Linked DNA regions of Homo sapiens: region 2 is linked to region 1. A link is a loop called in an ENCODE intact Hi-C map of the cell type or tissue named here. Cell type or tissue: dorsolateral prefrontal cortex. All regions are shown on one strand. Region 1 overlaps LINC02708 (long intergenic non-protein coding RNA 2708). Region 2 overlaps IFITM10 (interferon induced transmembrane protein 10).

Evidence for each region. A loop is a pair of places that touch in the nucleus more often than their neighbours do. Peaks named below come from ENCODE experiments on the same cell type or tissue, not always from the same donor. Only the 100,000 strongest peaks of a DNase experiment are listed, where the experiment ranks them.
Region 2: it touches region 1 in a loop (4-fold over the local background); 11 of 110 quality-filtered maps call a loop at or near these places.

The regions. Positions count from the first base shown.
Region 1 is chr11:1,692,734-1,695,233 of GRCh38, forward strand. It overlaps LINC02708 (long intergenic non-protein coding RNA 2708), which reads left to right. Exons shown (of 3, transcript NR_187232.1): 3 at 1-2,007. Among named protein-coding and RNA genes, the nearest start is that of KRTAP5-6, 3.2 kb to the right of the region's middle. In dorsolateral prefrontal cortex, CTCF peaks have their summits at 645 (motif pointing right), 1,429 (motif pointing right) and 1,630; DNase peaks (open chromatin) are centred at 658, 1,008, 1,438, 2,038 and 1 weaker place; H3K4me3 peaks cover 1,433 bases; H3K27ac peaks cover 831 bases.
Region 2 is chr11:1,743,493-1,745,992 of GRCh38, forward strand. All of the region lies in intron 2 of IFITM10 (interferon induced transmembrane protein 10), which reads right to left. Among named protein-coding and RNA genes, the nearest start is that of IFITM10, 5.9 kb to the right of the region's middle. RefSeq lists an enhancer at 109-467. In dorsolateral prefrontal cortex, no CTCF peak of the experiment used is centred here; DNase peaks (open chromatin) are centred at 1,169 and 1,782; H3K4me3 peaks cover 1,105 bases; H3K27ac peaks cover 1,427 bases.

The DNA.
Region 1 (2,500 bases):
GAGCCCGGCTCTCGAATGTCCCTCCTCCCCCGACCTCCTTCGGTGCCCCTGGCCATGCCAGCCCTGAGCATGAAGCCTTCAACTTTCCCACGCACCCACTTCCACTCTCCAGGGCTGAGGAGCAGGAAGGAGATGGCTTGGAGGGGTGAGCCCCTGTCCTGTTCTCAGAGGGTCACAGCTACTCACTACCTGCTACGAAGACAGGGAAGGGTGGGAGCCGTTCTAAACCAGCATCAGTGCATGCCACAAAATAGAAGCCGTGCATTACAAACTAGAAACGAGGGCTTGGTTGCAGGCACCTTCCCTAGAGACCCTGGCTGAGCAGAGGCTGGGGTCTGGCTGCGCTGCTCTGACGGTGTGCACGGGCGGGCTAGGCACTCGCCCTGAGTCCCAGAAAGAGGAGCCCACAGATACAAAACTTAAAGGATGTGTTATTTTATTTTTTAATTTAATTTTTGTTTTTTCAAAAGCATCAAAGTCATTGTGATTGGAAGGAATGCGCAAGTTGGTCTGGGGTGCTGTCCCTGGGCGCCGAACCAGCCGGGGACATGGCCCCTGGAGAGCTGCCGACCCCGGGGCTAGGGGAGTGGTCTTGCGAGGAGCCTTTGCTTCCCACTCGCCGGCCGCCCCGCGGGGCCCTCCTGCCACCAGGTGGCGCTTCTCGGCCAGCCCGGGCCGCAGGACCTGCAGTCTCGTTTCCCCAGGAATGGCGACGGCCCTGTTATTCCCATCACAATTTTACAGGTCAGAAAAGGAGACTCGGAGTGCATATATAGCAACTTGGAGAAAGTCGCAAGGGACGAAGGACCCTTCCCCGGACACAGGAACCTTCTGGGGGATGGGGACAGGGACTCAGGTGCAGAGAAAACCAGAGCTGCTACCGTGGGGACAGAAAGGGAGTCTACCCAGAGACAGCAGAGGCAGGAGCTGCCCCCCCTCTTTGCCCCCAGTGGCCCCGAGCGAGGGGTTGCCACCACCTAGAGCCTGGGGACCAGGGGCCAGTGCCTGGGGACGGAGGCCGTGGTCGAGACAGGCGAGGGATGTGGCGGAGACAGGGAGGCCCAGGTCGGCTGGCACAGGGCAAGGAGCAGGCGAGCCGACCCCAGGGCCTTGCCCTTGTCACGCCCCCTGCCATGTTCCTGCTGGCCCCCTTCCTGTTCTGTGAGGTCAACACGCAGGAGAAAGGGGCAGAAGGGAAGGTCTCCCCACACCGAGGGCTCTGCCCGCTTGGGCCAGGGGTTGGGGGGTGGTCATGGCACCAGGGCTGCTCTGAGCTACAGCCCCGAGGGGGGGCCGGGCGATGCCTCCTCCTCCGTGCCAGCCTGTGCCGGGGCCCCTAGGAACCCCCAAGTCCCTGCCTGTGACCTCTGCAGAGCCCAGCAGGCGCCTCCCCGCCCTCGGCCACAGGCTCGGAGCTCACGGCCCCCAGGGGGCGCTCAAGGACTGCTCATCTGCGCTTCTGCCGCGGGCAGCTCTGACCCCTCCCGCTGCGCTCCTCCAGCCGCATCCCTGCAGCCTTGGGCCCTACTGGCCCGGGGGAGGAGGCACTGCGCTTTGGGGAGGAAGAGAGACTAAAGGGGAGACCGAGAACCCCGGGTCAGGAAGCGGAGAGCTAAAACGACAACCGTGGGTCAGCGGAGGCCGGCAACTTCATTTCATGACCTCTGGCCTCCAAAGCAGCTCTGCAAAGTGGTCAATGCTCCTCTCGTTGTGTAGATGAAGATACTGAGGGCCAGGGAGGCTGTGGACTGCCTGATGTCACACGACTGGTGGGGCGGCGGGCGGGTCTGTCCCCAGGCGATTGTCCTCGAGGCACACGGCGGGGCAGAGCTTGGAAGCGGCCGAGGTGGGGGTCCCTGGGTGTGGATGTAGTGACCCCGGAGCCACGTGGAGCCACCTTCAGACCCAGAGCTGAAGCAGGAGGGTGACCGGTAGAGCAAGGCCGTGCACACCCCCGTTGCAGAATTGAAAACGCGCCTCAAAATAAAACCCCGTGTTTCACAAGAATGCACTAATTCCCGAAGATATCCGGGCGCACGGGATGCAGTGGGGATTGGAGATGCAGGGGCCATGCAAGTGAGAAGGACCCTGCTCAGCGTGAGGCTCTGATGGTCTTGAATTCCTTTGCCATGCTCGGACAAGGGGCCTGCGCTGTCACGTTGCTTTGGACCCTGAAAATTCGGGAGCCCGTCCTGAGCCCACGCTGCCATAGTTGCCAGGTATCCAGCATATGCACAAAACACCTCCACGCCGGTGCTCTGCCCTGCCCTGCTCTGGAGACCCACATCCAAGGACAGGTCTCTCCTATGGCAGCCCTGCTCCCTGCCCTTCTTCCCCACCTGCTCAGTCCTGCAAAGCCTTCGGCCAAGACTGACACCTGGGGGTTCTGTCTCCCACACTCTAGGGGCCTCCTCCACATGTCGGTGACCTCTGACCACTGTTTCAGACCCACAGCTCCTGGGTGCACTCAGCATTGGGTCCCTATGGTATCAGAGTGTTC
Region 2 (2,500 bases), 51 kb after region 1:
GACAGATGGAGAATGGATGGATGGAAGATGGATGAATGATAGATGGATGGAGGATGGGAAAGATAAATGTGTGATGCTGATATTCAGAAAGGAGTGAGTGGGTGAGTGTGTACATCCAAAACCCAACGCAGAACCCACCCACCTAACCTGTTCTTTCTGACCGCCCTGTCACTGGAAGGTCTCACAGCCTCCTGGGCTCACATCTAGCAGCTGCTGTGTCCTAGCCACACCTGTTCCTCCTCTCCCACCCCCATCCCCAGCTCGCAAGCTCTCCCACCTGGACCACCACACTGGGACTTGAACCTTCTGCCTCGAGGCTTGTCTTGTCTCCTTCCCCTACACTGGTTGCAGATTTCATGGCCCTGATCATATCCTTCTCTTTCCATGGCTCCTACAGATGAGAGCCCAGCCCCTCACGAGGTTTTCAAACCCGTTCACCGCACTGCCTCAGGCACTCTTCCAGGAATGTCTTCCATCTCCCATTGAGGACAGGGGCCTTGCCGACCCCCTAGACTGCCCCACCTACGTGTCTTAGTTTATGCCATTTTCCCCGCCTGAAACACCTTTCCCCTCACCAAGCTTCAAGGCCCAGTGAAATTGCTGCCTCCTTCTAGAAGTTTTCCAGCCTCACCCCAAACTGGGAATGAAGTATTCCTTTTCTGAAACACTGTGGTGCTTCTTCCGTCTCACCATGTGTCCTCTGTCCACCCACCCATTAGACCCACATGTCCTGACCCATCTGTTGGCCAGCTCTGCCTTGGGCACAGATTGGCTGGGGTGAGCAGATGTGGCTGGGGCAGGACTGTCTCTGGAGGCTTTGCAGAAGAGAGACCCAGATCTCACAAAAGCTCTCCAGGCCGAGGATGTGCACATCGCTCACATCACATTTGCCGAGTGACCGGGGCGGGGAACCGCTGAGGCCAGAAGGGTTAAAAAGGCAGCTTGGATGCTGAGATGAGACGTTTGGCCATCATCCAGCTGACCGCGGGAGCCAGTGGTCATCAGGAGACAGTGTGTGGAGGCGGCATGAATGGAGAATTGACTTTTTGTATCTCTGCCTTCCCCGGACACCAGGCTGTGCAAAATAAGGCTTCAATCTCTGCGCTGCAGATCCAGCCTGCGTTGAGCCGAATTGGCCCATGTGGGTGGGGGGGGTGGATGGATGGCTGGACGGGTGGATGGACACGTGGGGGCAGGCAAGGACACACTGTCTAGTTCATACCACTGCATGCGGGCCTCCGCCCTGCTCACGTGTGCTGGCTTGAATGTTGTTTTGTTTCTATTTGTTTTGTGAACAGATGAGGGAACAGGGGCTCAGTGAGGCAAGATGGCTTGTCTGTCCCAAGAGCTCGGATTTTAGCCAAGACCTTCTGAACCTAGGGCCACCCCGCGTCCTTGGTGTAGGGTGCAGGTCAGGAGACCTGCAGCTGGGTGACCAGATGGATGCATTCCCAGGCGTGGGGTCCACAGCCAGCCAGTTCCGTCCTCCCTTCTGCCCAGGATGGAGACAGGTCACCTTGCACCCACTCCCAGGTATGCCCCAAAGCCTCTCTGCCCTGGCTGCCCCCGCCCACCGCAGGAAGGACACAGGAGGAGCAGGCTTGGGAGGAGGTGTAATGAGCCGTCCCTGACCCTCAGAAGGGTCAACCTCACACCACCCCCAACCCCTGCAGAAACCCGGCACCATCCAGAAATCCCTGACCTACCTACAACCCGAGCCAGATGGGCCTGCCCCATGCCAGCCGGCCAGCCACAGCCTGAGCCAAGCGGGAGGAGGGACAGCTTCCGGACGGGAGCCCAGGCAGCCAGACCCATGTCCGCAGGCTGTTGGCAGGGCACAGAGAGAGGGGAGGCAGAGCTCCACCAGCTGCAGCTTCAGCCCCCCAACACTGGAGCTTTCTGCTCAGGATTGGTCTGGGGAGCCACAGCTGGAGCTGGTCGGAAGCATGACCTCCAATTCCAGGGGCCCTTTTCCTTTGTTGCTTCTACACACACACACACACGCAGGAATACTCACCACCACACACACATGCTCTCACACACTTGTGCACACACATTTACACGTACCATGCACACTCACGTATGATTACACACGCATGCACAGTCAGGTACATACATCACACATGCACACACTCACACACACTTGTGCACACACATTTACATGAACCACACACGTGTGATTACACACATGCACATGCAGGTACAGACAACACACAGGCACACACCCTCACACACTTGTGTACACACATTTACACGTGCCATGCACACTCGTGCGATTACACACACATGCACACACTCAGGTACATACACACAGCACACATGCACACACCCTCACACACCCGTGCACACACATTTATACGTGCTATGCACACTCACGTGTGATTACACACACGTGCACACTCAGGTACATACAGACAGTACACAGGCACACCCCACACACACTTGTGCACACACATTTATACGTGCCATGCACACTCATGTGTGATTACACACACGTGCA